Regions from separate parts of the Homo sapiens genome. Here region 2 is linked to region 1. The links are chromatin loops, found by intact Hi-C in ENCODE. Cell type or tissue: PC-3. All regions are shown on one strand. Links, peaks and the distances in the headings refer to the core of each region. The heading gives the core; the rest is flanking DNA.

Region 1 (7,982 bases), core at 930-5,929:
TGCAAGTGTGAGCCTATTGTGTTACTTGACCTTATTTTGAGGCTTTGAATTGGCCTAGGAAGAAACCCAGAAATGAACCAGGGGTATGTCATTATCACTTTTTTCATATCAAGTCTTTACCCTCCCTCCACATAATGCTCTGTCCTCTAAGGTTGGAACTCTGAAGTTGGAGAAAGTGGAATAAAATTACACCTGGAAAATGAAATAAAATATTCTGGTATCAGCATTTAGCTAAATAGATCAATGGGGCAAATTTTCTGAAAAAGTTAGAAACACACATAAGTAGGAACTTAGGATATAAGAGGTGACACTGCAAATCAGCAGGGAAAGGATGACTATTCAATAAATGGCACTGTGACTATTGGCTAATAATATTTTCTAAGAGAAAAATTAGATTCGTACCTCACTGTGTGAACAAAAATAAATTTCAGATGTGTTAAGGAAAAGCAGTAAACATTTAGACAGAACTACAGGAAAATATTTCAATGACATCCAAGGAGGGTAGGGTTTCTTAAACAATACAAAACCAAAAATTATCATGGAAAAGTGAGAAGTTGAAGTAGATAATTTTTTTAAACTTCTTAATGACAAATGGCACTAACAGCAAAGCAAGAAGACAAACACAGACTTGGAGAAAATAGTTATATCCCACATTTCCAACCAAAGATTACTATCCAAAATGTACAACTAGTTCCTACAAATAAGCAAGAAAAAGAGCAACAACCGAACATCAAAAAAGCTTAAGGATGTTAACAAGCAATCGGCAAAAGAGGACATTTAATGGTCTATAGACGCATGAAAATGTGCTCGCCTTTATTAGTAGTCAAGGAGATGCAAATTAAAACAAATAGATACTATTTCATGCCTATTAGAGTGGGAATTTCTTGAAAAAACTCTGACAATACCAAAAGTTGATGAGAATGGAGAAATGGATACTTACATCCACTGCTAGTGGGCATGTAAAAATGACAGACCCACTGTAGAGAGCGATTTGGCAACACCTGGTAAAGTTAATGCATAACCTATGACCAAAAATTCTGCCACTATATGTCTAGAAGTTCCCAAGAGACACGTGGGTCCAAGGAGATATGAACAAAAGCACATTCTTTCAGCACTCTGGGTAATAGCTTAAAAGTGGAAACAAGCTACCTGACCTTCAGGAGCAAAATGGGCAAATCAAATGTGGATTATTCATGCAATGCAATGCTGCACAGCCATTAAAATGAGTGAACTAGATCCTTATCACCTACATGGATACATCTAAAATGTGTAATGATAAACTAGAAAGATGCAACATAAATATTTATACAATATAATTTACATAAAATGTAAAGTACATGAAACGATAGTATATATAATTTACTAATATACGTTAAAGATACTCAGATCTTCCTGGTTATGGTTCACATATATGAAGGGGGGAGAGAGAGGCCTCCTAAACCAGGTGTCCGAATATTACAACATCTAGAAAGACTCTTGAACTTACACTTCATAAAAGATAAAAGGAGTGTTTTTTTAAAGAGCAACTGAGCTACTAATGAGAATTTGGCACTATTTATGTTTTTATGTATAAAGAACCCTAAAGGACATTCGATGGATTCTGGTATCGGTTGCCAGTTCTTCTTCACTTAGGAACTGATGCTACTAACCCTTAGTTGGTGGGGCTAAGAGAACAGTTCTGGCCTAGCTCCTGTCTCCTACAGGTCCTTCAGGAGCAAAATGGGCAAACAAAATGTGGATTATACATAGAGTGCAACACTGGGTTATTCTCCCTCACCCAGCCTACTAGTCTGCCCAGAAAATCCCCATCCTGCTTCTGTTGGATTCTTTCCTGTGTTTCCTTTGCCACTTGCTGAAAGTACAGTACCATTCTAGCATCCCAAGTTTTACTTGCTGATTTCTGTTGAAGACTCTACAGCCCAACTCTGCCTTTCTGATGGGTCTGGAAGGCAGTGTGCCTATTCAGTACATGTGCCTATTCAGGGGAGATGCCTCCCTGGACAGGGTTAGCTTTTCTCTAGGTGCTACAATGCTGGGCAGAGGACCTTAAATCTCCTTTGGTTTGGAGTGACAGAACCATAATCCTTCCTGAGCTCCTTTTTTAAACACTCATACATACACACATGCTTTCATATACATGCACATGTACACACACTCAGACAAAAAAATGCACACACAAATACCTACACCACTCCCTTCTCTGCAACAGGAGTCGGGACTGCTTGGTTACTCTAAATCCAGTATCGTATAGGTGTTGTGTGGCAGATCTGATTTTATAATGGAAGACAATGGGAATAATAGGATTTGCTATTCACGAACACATAGATCTCAAATATCAAAGGACAACTGTATGATACCATTGGAACCATTATAACACAGTAGCCGTCTCCCACTTGCCAAGCTCAAAGCATATAACTTTTCTTTTTCACGTTGGGAGCAGAGGTGATTGAATTATACTCCTCAGTTCTTATCCCATTACCGTGACTGTATGTGAGGTCCCTCTCTAGTTTTACAACTGTGCTTCCTTTTATATTCCCCTTTGTGTCTGATTCCACTTTCATTTCCCTTGCCCCCACCCACAGGCATCTGCTGGAATGGGTTTGATATTTGCCCAATTGTTATTTATCCTGTTGCTTTTCTACTGGGACGGCACGGCAAGAGGATGTTTATCTCTGATTCATTATGCTGATTCATTTTTGTTAAGCAGCCACACAATTTCAGGTATAGTGCTGGAGTGGATCCCACTGTGGAACCTAGCAGCCAAACTGAACTGAACATCTGTTTAATTTAAATGGTGGGTCCTGGGGTGTCAGTTCCATTATTTTGTTTGTATTACAAAACTTGGCTTACAAGATCACACTCTTGTTTAAAAAAAAAAAAAAGTGTCCTTTAAATTGGGAAAATGCTCATCTGTCCTGAATGAGTTAAGAGTGCTTCTGCCTGCAAGCAGAGTGTGCGGTGACTCACTGTCCCATGAAGACGCCTTCCCTTCTACCTTAAGACTGCGTCTGTCCCGCAGAACGCCACGTGCGGGCGTCCCTGGAACCTGGCCCATAGGTGGCAGTCTCCCTTCATCGTTCCCGGACTACGAACCTCCGAAGGGCAGCCTGAGAAAGCAGTTGCTTTTGCTTTTTCTTCGGGTTTCCTAATATTTAATGTTCCCTCCACTCACCTTCCCCCTCCATCCCACAGAGAGTGTAGAGATTGCATCCCTGGAGGCTAGCAAACGACAAAAGAAACTTCGTCTGGAACCAGTCAAAGTCGGGAGACCTGCGTTGTGCCGACTCTCGATGCGATTGTTTTGGAATTTTGCTGAAGCTCTCTTGCAGAATTGCTCTGTAAATGGCAAGAAGAAATGCCTTTCACTATAAACAGAAAATAAAGCTTTCACAAGTTGTCATATTTTTAAAAAGCAATCATGCGGATGCAAGTTTTTATCCCCTCTGTTTAGTCTTGCCTCCCCTCCTTGCCAACACACCCCCACAGAATTTGGGATGAATCTTTGCGAGTGAAGTAAAAGTAGGCATTCTCTCCAACATGTGCCCCTCCCCCAGCCCTTCACAGAGCCTATTCAACAAGATATCGAACAGTCATAGGCAGAGACGAGTGTGCGTGTGCATATGAGTGTGCATGTGTGTGCGCGTGTGTGTGTGCGAGTGTGTGTGTATGCAGAGAATACTAGATGGAGAGTCAAAGGGAAACCAAGAGATCCAGAAAAGGGGCACCACCTTCTCACCTTCCTTCCACCCCACTCCTCCTCACCCAAGGAGGGAAGCCAGGTAGAGCGCTCACCCAGCCCCAGGCCCTTTTGGGCGAGCCTGCCCAGTGGGTTTCTAATCAGCCAACACTTTGGGCCGGCCTCCACTGTTTATGGAGCCAAAGGGACTTTAAATCATTAGCCGGTGTCAAAATGCTTGAGGAATGTGCTTGCCTAGGAAGCCACATGGAGTGGTTCATCAGCATTTGTAAAAACCGCCTTGGCAAAAAGATGTTGAACCCAGCACTGGGGGCGGATTGTGTGTATTTCAGTTGAATTAGCAAACAGAATACCTTTTAAATCTTAGCAACACCTGGTTCTGAAAAGGACACCCACTAAAGAAAGGGCTGCCTTGTCTGTGCTGGAAGAGGCTTTCCCTGGCTCAAGGTGCTTCTCCTCTCCAGATCAGAGACCTCATTAGATGCTTGGTCCCTCTTCCTTCCTAAGATGTGCAGAGGCCCGGGAGATTTTCACCTGGACTTTGGGACACAGCCAACACAGGATGTCCTGAGTTACAGCAAGCATTTCTGAATGGAGGTAGCCATTGGTCAGCCTGCTCTAAAGAAGGCCAAGTTCATGTTCCCCCCAAAGGACTAGACCCCGGGGTAGGTGGGGGTTTAGGGGCAGGGGTGAAGAGGGTGTGGGAGGTGGTGAAGGGGAGGGGGTAGAGGAGGGGGTGGGTGGAGAGGGCAGGCATGGAGTGGGTGGAGGGCGCCTGGCAGAAGCCTGGTTCAAGCACGAGCAGAGCCTCCCTGGCCACGGCAGGTGGGCCCCTGACACACAGAAGTCTTCTTCAGAACAGACTTATTGCCTTAGCTGTTTGGCCACTCTCCTGCACACACCTGGAATCACTGGGCATGTCTCTGAGGAACTAAAGCTGATCTCTCCTTGGTAGGCTGACCTCAGCGGAAGAGCTGAGGATACGCCACCTTTTCTCTCTTTAGGCCCTTTCCCTTGAAAAGCTCTGTGAATTAGGATTTTCTCTTCTCAAAGGAAAAATAAAACAGCTTAAAAGCACCATCAAGTCCTCAAAATTCTTTTTTTTTTTTTTGAAATAGTCTTACTCTGTCGCCCAGGCTGGAGTGCAGTGGCACAATCTTGGCTCACTGCAACCTCCACCTCCTGGGCTCAAGGGATTCTCCTGCTTCAGCCTCCCAAGTTGCTGGGATTACAGGTGTGCACCACCAAGCCCAGCTAATTTTGCATTTTTAGTAGAGACGGGGTTTCACCATGTTGGCCAGGCTGGTCTCGAACTCCTGACCTCAAGTGTCCCACCCACCTCAGCTTCCCAAAGTGCTGAGATTAGAGGCATGAGCCACCACGCCTGGCCAGGTTCTCAAAATCTATAAAATAAAGCCTCAGGGGGTTATTTAAATTCTGCTAGAACAGGGGCCCAGCAGACCTTCCTGCTTTGTCTCCCACATCTGCTATTAGACACCACTACGTTCCAGCCCAGCCCTCGGCTCCTCTCATCCCACCCTGCTCGCGGAGATCCTTCTCCCCCAGATCTGTTTCAAATCTCACTGCTTCCATGAACCTGATCCCTCCAGAGTCAGCTACCCAGCCCCACTCTTGCTCTCGTGGGCACCCAGACGTCCCATGGTACCTGAGTGTGCACAGCCTCATGGTTCAGCTGCTGTGCCCGGCCTGCTGTTTTCCTCCAGGACTTGTATGCTTCCTGTGAGCACCCTCCAGCTCTCAGTGTATTTCCCCTAATACTCAGCACTGCATCTCCCAGTCGGCAAAGCTTAACCATTGTTGGTGAGATTTGAAATCAAACCATGTTAGCATATGAAAATAAATACAAGTATCAGGCTTCATCTGACTCCATTCAATGTAAGAGGCACCATTCATTCACTTCTAAAAGAAGAAAATTAGTAATGTAAAACTAGAAATGAATTAGCTAATGAGCAGAGGGACAAAGAATGTTCAGCCTCTCTAGAATGCAAAGACTTCGGAATTGTTTGTGAAAATAAGGAAATGCCAAATTTGACAAATCAAATTAACAAATTTAGAGGAAATTACATTGGTCACCACTGCCAGAGTCACAGTGAGACATGCACTCTGGGGACTGCCAGCAATGCAAATGAGAACAGCACTTCTCCAAAAATTTTATAAAATGTCTCAAGAGTCTTAAAAATTTTTAATTACATATGTGGCTCACATTCCGTTCTATTGAACAATGCTGTATTAGACAACTGCATTTTTTGTAAAAGACAAAGAAAGCTGCCAGGTGATGTTATTTCTGGTTCTAGAATTATGAGTGATTTTAGTTTTGTTCTTTTTTTAGTTTTTGTTTTTTTGATACATGGTCTCACTCTGTCACCCTGGCTGGAGTGCTGAGGCACAATCTCAGCTCACTGCACCCTTGACCTTCTGGTTCAAGAGATCCTCCCACCAAAGCCTCCTGAGTAGCTGGGACTATGGGAGGCACGTGCCACCACACCTGGCTCATTTTTTGATCTTTTGTGGAAACAGGATCTTGTTATGTTGCCCAGGCTGGTCTTGAACTCCTGAGCTCAAGCAATTCTCCTGCCTCAGCCTCCCAAAGTGCTGGGATTACAGGCGTGAGCCACCACCTGGCCTGGTTTTGTACTTTACACTCTTCTGCACACTGTTTTCTCAATAAGCATTTATTTCTAATATTTCACATCTTTTGTGGAGCCTTCCCCAAACTCCAACTGGTGTCAGATGCATCATGACTTTCTACACTTTTTCTCTGCAGCATTCACTAGAGTTGGAAGTTATATGCTGGCTGATCGTTTGATTCATTTCTGCCTGCTCAGCAGATCCTCAAGTCCATGAATCTGGGACCCAGGTCTGTTTTATTCACTTTTGTGTCCCCAGCACTTAGCTCAGTACATAACATGTGGTAAGTATTTAATAAAGACTGGTTAAATGAATGGATGAATAAATGATTAAAGAAAAAAGTTACTTCCTAGAATCAGAAGAATCCAAGTCACTGTAACTATAAAATCAAGGAAGTCATCACATAAGAGCAATATTTGCAAACTTCAGTGAAGAGGTGATCAGCACAGATTTTGGAGGGGCCACAGCCATGAGATCTGCTGCAGGGAGTGCAGCTGATCGAGGGCCCCAGCTGCTGTGCTCTGAATCCATCAACACATCTGAGGCTGCGCTTCCCAGGGGCTGCCCTCAGCCAACCTCTCAGTGTAGCAGGAATAGGAAGGCACGCCTTCTCCTGGGAGAGGTGGGACTTCTGATGGGCAATTTTGGCTCAAGGACGTTCACTGACCTTGTCCAAATTTCCTTCCCTCTCTCCTGTCTTCTCCAGGGTCAGACCTTCATCACACTCTGAGCGTCCTCCCCATCGCCTCTGGCTCCATCCCCATTTTCCATTACAGGTGTGTTCCCCAATAAATTACTTGCATCTCAGAGGACACAAATAACACAAAGAAGGGCATTGCTTCCAAAATTTAAATATATATTATCTACTTTTAAAAATGGCCAATACATGCACATTGTAGAAAATTTGAACAGCAAAAAGTTTTTGAAGTGGATATACTATAAAAGGAAAGTTGTTTTTTTTTTTTTTTTTTTTTTTTGAGACAGAGTCTCGCTCTGTCGCTCAGTCTGGAGTGCAGTGGCACAATCTTGGCTCACTGCAACCTCCACCTCCTGGGTTCAAGTGATTCTTCTGCCTCAGCCCCCCGAGTAGCTTGGACTACAGGCACGTGCCACCATGGCCAGCTAATTTTTGTACTTTTATTAGAGACAGGGTCTCACCGTGTTGGCCAGGCTGGTCTCGAACTCCTAACCTCAGGTGATCCGCTCACCTCAGCCTCCCAAAGTGCTGGGATTACAGGTGTGAGCCACCATGCCCGGCTGGAAAGTTGCCCTCTCATCTCTTTCCTCCGGCCCCTGATTACCTTCTAAATATTCTCCTTCCTCTCTCAGAAGTCAATCTCTGTCTACCCTTCCGCACTATGCACTATTTTTATGTTGCTTTTGTGACTAAGAGTAGAGTATGGAATACTAGTCATGACCATACATACCACACATATATATTAGGCCTCGTTCTTTATATGGCTCCACGGTATTCCATTGCATTTAACTGTTTCCACATTGACAAACATTTAAGTATGTCAAATCTTCACCATGACTACTGTATTACTGTACATTGTCTTTTCATCATGTACATCTGCAAGATAAACTGCTAGAAGTGGGTTTACTGGATCAAAGAGCAAGGATATGCTGAATTTAA
Region 2 (7,982 bases), core at 1,896-6,895, 110 kb after region 1:
ATTTACTTATCCTTGTTAAAGCTCCAAATTGAAGAATTTAGGTTGTTTTACTGGAGGTAGGGACAATAAAGTATAAAAAGAAGCCTCTTTCTTCTTCCTGTCTATCCCTAGGTTTTAGTTTCCCTGGCTGATGGTTTTTTGGGGCATTCTTTGCTTTGTAAAGCTACTAGATAATATTACCTTGGACTATAAAATAATGGCTTGTTGATTCTAGAGGGAGTAAAAGCTGAAGTAAATACTAGATCTCAGCATCTGTGAAGACCGTAGCTTGCTAAAGTCAGTGCTATTCTAACTACTCTACCTTGCCCTGCAAAGTATGAATGATTAGATAGCGTTTCACAGGCACAGTCCTCTGGAAGAGGATTTGGTTTTTTCCCCTCACAATAACACTTAATAAACCACCATCCAACATCACTATGTGATCAGTCATCAGGGGACTCCCATCCCCAAGTCCCCATCCTGACTTACTGTAAGCGCCGAGGGAGAAGCTGTAAAGTACTACCTAATTCAGATCTCTCTCCAGTTCCCTTGGGTATTAATTATGCAGCCACAGAAGCCAGTGCATAATGGGAAGGTGACACACTTCATTCCCCAAGTACAGAGACAGGGAGTGTGGCTTGCTCCAATGTGGGCTGGGCCAACACAGCAGGAAAGAGGACAGAGGACACCCATGAGCCCCTAACAGAGCACAATTTTGAGCAGAACAGGCCATCACCCCAAAGCCAGGAGTAGGAGGCCCATGTGGGACAGTCTAAAGCACTAACCAACCACAGTCCCCAGGCTTAATATCCATTCCTTCATCAAAAGGCCCCAATCTTCAGAGAACTCCATTATTAAAAACGAGATGTGTGAATCACCACTTTCCCTTTCTGCAGATTGGGGTTGGGGTCACCTGTGAAGCTATGTTCTACAGCTTCCGCTGAGGTCCCCCAGGCAATGCCCTCCCAGGGAGGCCTGCTCAGGAAACCACCTTGGTGCTTATAGGCTGAATTGGTAGAGGATTTGGCCCAGGTATAGAGGCAACTCTTGCAGAGGACAAATTTAATACAGAAACTCCCACTCCAGAGAACAGAAAGGCCTTTGGTTTCCTCTGTGACAGAAGGAAAACAGATTGTAAAACACTGAAAATATAGAAGATAAATGTTGAACAGAAATACAATTAACCTTCTCAGAGGAACACCAGAATCACCATTTACAATGAAAACTGGGGTAATAAAAATAATCAAAAGGAAAGCAGCAGCTCATCTGTCTTAGATTTTTAATGGCTCTCCTGTGGCTCAATGTTTGTACATGCTTATCTGATTCAATCAAGGACAGAAAGAGTAGAGGGAGCATATTAAGTGATGAAACCCAGCTACTGAGCTGGGAAAGTCAATGATACTTAGCTTGGGTACAAGTTTCATGGGTTTTAAGAAAGCTCATGTCATTCTTAAATAGTTTAAAGTATGACATTTTAGTTATACGGTTATTTAGTTAACCGTGAGATTTATGTGTATGTGTCGATGCTCTTCTAGTTTAAAAACACATCGGATTAAGGGGCCAGGCATGGCGGCTCATGCCTGTAGTCTCAGCACTTTGGGAGGCTGAGGGGGGCGGTCCCTTGAGACCAGGAGTTGGAGACCACCCTGGGCAACATGGCAAAACCCCGTCCCTACCAAAAATACAAAAACTAGTCTCATAACCCGGTCTCAAAATAAATAAATAAAATTTTAAAATGCTGTAAGAAAACACATCAGATTAAGCAAAACTTTTGAAAAGAAAATGAAGCTACAGCTGATGGAATTGTAGTTTACTCTGCAAGTACTAGGCAATATGCCAATTAACAATAAATACAAAGATGCTGTTCTGTCCCATCAGTGACTTTCATTAATAAGGGAAGACGCCCTCTCTCCCCTCCCTGCCCAATAAACAAGTTTGAAATCAATTGCTGATACAAAGAAAATGAAATGGGGAGACCAAATAAATGATGAGGTCCATTCTAAAAATATCTACGGATGCTGTCATCTGGTCTCTGGTGAGAGCAAGTCCCTCTATAATCTTGGCATCTGTAGGGAAGACAAGTTTCTGCCTAATTATCACCATAAATCACATGATACTCTAAGAAAGGGAAATGCCTCCAAAAACTACACAAAACATAACAACCCCAATCAACTTTAATCTGGGAATAAAACATAAATGTTCCTACTGCTGTCCTCCCACAACTTAATCCACTGTGAAACATTTTTCAGTAGTGTTTTTATCTTCTGGGCAGAGAAGAACAGAACAGGACCCTAATACTAAATAGGACATGGAAGGAAAAAGAGATCATAAGTTGAAACCTTCACATTCACAAATCCATGAAGGTTATCAACTGTTTTCCTAGTTAGACAGAACTAGATGATTTGAGGAAAGTTTGCCCCACAAGCAAAAATAAAGTGAAACACCACTTTCCTCACTCTTTAAAAAGAAAGATAATTTTAGCCAAACTTTCAACCCCTAGAGCAAGCTGGGGACTAAATATGGAACACTTAGGAGAGATAAGGAATTGATATTAATGCAATCTGACAAGGAAGTCTCACATGGACTCCAGGAAGACAGGGTGTAAAACACAAGCTTGACTTGTGTAAAGGCTGCCTTGCACTGCCTCCCAGTAATTCCTGGGCTTGGTCAAGGCAGCAGGTGAACCAGTCTGGGAAGGCTGGTGACAAGGTCCTCCAGAGTCTTCGCCTCCAGGACACCTCAGAGCCTAGACCTGGAGTGGACTGCCCTTCCAGCCAGCCTTTGTGCTGTGCTGATAAAACCCAAGGGAGACACAGGGAGAGAGGTAGCCATCCTCATACTTCATAGCTGAGGGACAAAGGGCTGGGGGCCACCTGCTGGGAGGCACCAGCTTTTCTGTTGCTTAAATTTAGCGATTATTAATGGCTAAAATAAGTTTAAGAATGCCCTATCTTAAACTATCTGATCTATCCCTATCAGAGATAGGGACAGATAAATCCCTATCTCTGACTTTATGTTGAGGCAGGGATTATGTTAACCAATATTTTTCACATATCCAGAGTCGACTATGAATACTAATGTGGCAGAAATATGACAGGTATTGATTTACTGTCAATAGCAAAGTTGCAGAGATTTAGTATTTTCTTAAGATTCTCAGATTTGCAAACCACGTATAATAGTATGTACACTTTTAGATTATGTTCTTTTTAAAGGCCCAGTTTTTAGGCAAAAAGCCTTTAAAGGGTGTCTGGATCCTCTCTGAATTCATGGTTATTTAACTTTATTATAATATCCAAAACCCTTAGCTGGTAAAGGCCTGTGGGATCAGGTTCCACTGTCCTCATCCATGCTTTAAGGCCCACTACTGCTTCTGGGAACAAACCCTCCGCTTGTCCGATGGGTCAGGTTCAAAGACACTTTGCCTGGACGGCTCTTCTTACCACCCAGCAAATCACCTACATGTTCAGATGGCTCCTGCAGCCCCACCTTCCCTACGCTATCCTTGACTCAATTCTTAAGTCACTCACCTAGTATCTAATCATAATGTGCCTGAAATGGCAACTTTTTCAGGGACTTTGAGCTCCTAACATGTTGAACTCCTTGAAAGCTAAGCAAAGTCTTCAAATCAAATCAAACACTTATGGAGCACCTACTACTTTAAGAGCACTGTCTGGTATCTTCCCTCGTGCAGCACATATTCCAGTGAAAGAAACAACAGTTTTCTTGATGTCCCAAGGAACCTGGTAAGTTGAAAGTACTAAATGGATGCACTATAAATGTTGGCTGAATCAATCAAAGAACCATCCTCCTGGAAGAACCCTCTCTTCCTCTTTGCCAACTCAAACACTCAGCATCCTTTCATTGCAACTGCTTCCATGACCTACTCATATTTGCCAAGAGTTAGTCTGAGTCCAGGCAGAACCTACTGCCTGGTGGGATATGACCTAGGATTTGCAGTACTTTATGTGAAAAGGATGGTTTCCAATCATTCAATTTCTAAAACTCCTATTTCTTACAGATGAAATCAATACAAGGCACGATTTTAACATTCAACTAATTCTCAAGTATTTAATAAAAGGTTTATCTTCTCCTATCCTTTCTGTACATCCCACCATAGATATCCTTACCACCAGCCCCCAAATTAAGAGTCTTGCTACTCTAAGTTTCAAGCTGCTGTCAATAAAGTGATTCACCTTTTAAAAACAATAGGGAATTGTAGTACAGGAGGAAATGTTCAGTCATCAAACATGACCTGCATATCACAATGTTTATGTTTGCTGGGTGTGACCCTATCCTGTATGACTCTTCACTGCATTTACTGGGGTGTGTGTATGTGGGGGGCGGGGCAGGGATGAATGATAGGAGTGTGCAGGCTGGGATGCCCTAGATCCCTGGAGGGTGGGTGGAAATGCAGGTGTAATTGCCAGTCCATCTCAGGGTTTAGCTACCAAATACTGAAGGGAGGATCTCTAAAGCGCTCTTTTCCTGCTTTAGATACACAGGATTCTGAGAGACAATCTAATTTTTCCAAGTGATTCTGAAACTGAAAACACAGAATCAGCTAGTTGAGTTCTACAAATAGTCCAAACCACCTGTAAGGTATGACCAGGACACACAGGTGACACAGATGGTGGCCATGTAACAACCATCACACCAGTGCCACAGAGGAACTGAGAGGAACTCCAGGGTGGCTCCACAACTGAGGGAGACAAAGGAGTGCCCTGGCCAGGTGTGCAGATTCCGGTAGTGAGGGGAATCTGCGTGTGTGGCCCCGGTGGCCCTCTTCTTACAGCTTGGCCTGCACCTGCACCTTGGTGTAAGTGCCGGCTGGGGCTGCCTCCCATGGGGCACCCCACTCCAGCCAGCAGGGCAGTCTGAGTAGAACCTGACGAGTGGGGCAGGGAGTGCTTTGGCTTTTGTTACTCGGTGGGCAGGCAGCATTTTCAGGTAAACATTAGGGTCACCTTCCAACAGGTCTATCAGTCAAGACACTTTCTGATTACTTATAACTACGTTGGGCGGTATTGCTGTCTGATCTTTTTTGAACATACAAATGACCAATGAAAGCCCCAATTAATTACAGTGGCATATACAGAAATGAAGGCCTACTGGAAATTAACTGAAAATTTCGACCTCAGAATTCTTGGACTTCTACCTCTGGCCTTCTCTTCTTAGTCACTGATTTCCCCTGAAGAATCAAGTCAAACACTCCACACAAACAGAAACACATTTAAAAAAAAAGGAAACAAAAAAATCCCACAACCTTATGGCTCAGACTTCTTGCATCAGAGACAAAGCAGGAAAAGAAGAGGGAAGGGAGACGGAGAGAAAGAAGAAGAAAGAGGATGAGAGAGGAAGAGACAGGGAGAGGGAGAGGGAGGGAGAGAGAGGAGACGTACTGACATCCAAACCTTCAATCAAACCAAGACTGTCAATTACAGTTTTAGCCTTCAGAAACACTGGAATTACCCTCTGAGACTTCGTGACTAAGTGATACTATTCTTTAATAAACGAATGCCATGGATTTTAGCAAAAAATAGGTTATTAAAAAACAAAGCCGACCTAAAATTACAAACTAAGGTCCACATCTATTACTGAGCAGGAAAGACACAAAAGACCTGCATCCCAGTGTCCAGTGGCTCTACAGGGCGATGTATTTTAGTCCCTGGCCTGGCTGCTGCTTATTTAGAAGCGCTTAGAGAAGAACAGCCTATTTTTTTTCTGGGTTTTCACTCAACTTAGAATTCGAAGAGATGTTAAGGGTACAGTGACTGTCTTTTCTGAACCTCAAATTGTATCACAGTAACTAATAAGCGATAAACCACCAGCTCTGGGGAGACCCAAGGCCAGACTACTGCCAACACCATGCTATCATGTGCCAGTCTTTCTGCTCCAAGACAGCCCTAAGAGGGACTGCAATGGCTCTTTATCTCTCTGAGTGGCTTGGGATGACCGGCATTGGGAAGACAAAGATGGCATTGCCAGGTTCCTCCCAACAGCAGGAGAGGCTCAGGCTTGAGGCTCTAAGGCAGCTGAAAAGAGCAGGGTGGGGCATCTCCTTCAGCAGGACTTGCTGCTAGCCCCTGTGGACACCGATGGGTACCCATGCTAAGCAGAGCTGAAGCCAGACAGCTGGGACTTCTCAGGCGATCCTTTAAAGATGCTAATGGAGCACTTTGGATACCACAAACAGCTCTCCTCAACACCATTTGTAGCATTAGTTTCGTTTAACAGCCCCTTTAATGAGCACCCCCAAACTGGCAGGCAGAACTTCTAAGGGACATTGACTCTGGAAATAAAAGTTCTCACACCAACAGGTAACTGTGATCCCTTTTTAATGAAAAACCCAGGGGAATCTAGTTCACTGAGGAAAACAGTCACTCTTTCTGCCCATAGTTTAAGACTGGCGTGGCTGCTTCTGGCTTCCACTATTAACCTCTGGAGCTGTTTTAAATCACAATAAACATTAAATAACATGTTTAAAAAGGTGTCAAAAGACATTAGCCCATATCAGAGGTAGTCCTTCTAGGAGCTCTGTGAGGCAAGTTTTAATTTTAACCTCATTTTATAAATAAGCAAACTGAAACTGAGAGATGAGGGACTTGACTGCAGGACACACAGCCATGAAAAAGGCAGCCTTCTGCTGCAAGTCCCACAGCTCCTCTGCCATCCCACAGGATCTCACTTAACTTGGAGTGGGCTGCAGGGGAGGCTTTTTTAATCCACAGCTCCCTCAGAGCTGAGCCCCAGGGACAGTGTGCTGAAGTGGGCGGCTCATGTCCAACCGTGATGAACTCACCAGCTCTAGAAATCAAACATAAAGTGCTCTGCAGAGCTTTTAAAAGAAACCAGCATCTGGATTCAGCCTGAACTCTGACCTGTTAGTATGGAGCTCCTCAAGTCTTAGGGTCTGTGTTTTTGTGGAATAGACCATGTGATAATGGAACAGAACCCCTGAATGCAGGGGTGTCCCAGAAAACCAGGCACATCAGGCTGCCACACCACATGCACCTCTGCTCCAACCTTGTGAGGAAGGCAGTCTTTGGCTCTACGACAAACTGTCATCGCCACTGCCACCACTTTCTCCACTAGGCCACGCATTCTTTAAGGGAGGGACCCTTTTTACCCACTTCTATCCCCTGTGCCCAGCAGGTACTCAACAGATGAACTGTGCTTAATGATTTCAGGCCTTTCTTGAGCACTTCTACCAACACGGGCCTACCACTTTGCCGGGCAGCTAGCCCATGCATGGATATGGCTGAGAAACACTAGATATATGACAAGGTCATACAAAAAACTCAGCAAGAAAGGGAGGAGAAGGGCAAAGAAGCCCTGTCTCCAAGGGGGTGCTGACTCCTTTCAGCAAAACTCTAGGACAGCATTTCTTAAGGGGGTTCCTTAGAACACTGGTGCTATGGTTTCTTGAAGAAAAAGGATTTGATTCAAGATATCAAACACATTTAGGAAACACTGCATAACATATCCTACCCTAAAAAGTTCATAATGTGTATTAACCTTTAAGGCTCTGAGAAGTTCTCTTGGAAATAATGCAATTTCTCTTTGTTTAACATGGTATTTCTTAAACTTATTTGACCACAGAATCCATTTTCCATTTCACTATCTTGAGGATCTATGACTATCTTGAGGATCTAGTATTCCGAGAAACATTTTGAGAAACATTGACTTACAGGACCTCTAAATACTAATTTGCAAAACACATTTTAAATTCATTTTAGTTTCTGAAACTTTAAACTTCAAAACAATTTGGAGGATTGGGGAAAGCAATACTTTGAAATTCAATGAACACATCAACAAAACCAGGGTGAAGCAGGTGGTGTCTCCTGCAAGGTGGAGAATCTCCATCTTGGGATGAAAGTCCAGTAAATATGTGTCTCCAAGTCAGGGAAGAGAAAGCAGTCAGCAAACATTCTCCCACTTGGCCCAAGACCAAGGAGGACCTCTAGGAGGCAATCTCTCCAGCAATGGCAAAGCGGATCCCAGAA

Evidence for each region. A loop is a pair of places that touch in the nucleus more often than their neighbours do. Peaks named below come from ENCODE experiments on the same cell type or tissue, not always from the same donor. Only the 100,000 strongest peaks of a DNase experiment are listed, where the experiment ranks them.
Region 2: it touches region 1 in a loop (5-fold over the local background); 8 of 110 quality-filtered maps call a loop at or near these places.

The regions. Positions count from the first base shown.
Region 1 is chr6:108,777,542-108,785,523 of GRCh38, reverse strand. It overlaps the pseudogene ZPR1P1. Among named protein-coding and RNA genes, the nearest start is that of LINC00222, 30 kb to the right of the region's middle. RefSeq lists an enhancer at 3,109-3,158. In PC-3, for the core only: a CTCF peak has its summit at 3,039 (motif pointing right); DNase peaks (open chromatin) are centred at 2,623 and 3,013; H3K4me3 peaks cover 2,117 bases; H3K27ac peaks cover 2,676 bases.
Region 2 is chr6:108,670,096-108,678,077 of GRCh38, reverse strand. All of the region lies in intron 2 of FOXO3 (forkhead box O3), which reads right to left. Among named protein-coding and RNA genes, the nearest start is that of LINC00222, 78 kb to the left of the region's middle. RefSeq lists a silencer at 4,138-4,432. In PC-3, for the core only: no CTCF peak of the experiment used is centred there; a DNase peak (open chromatin) is centred at 4,267; H3K27ac peaks cover 2,811 bases.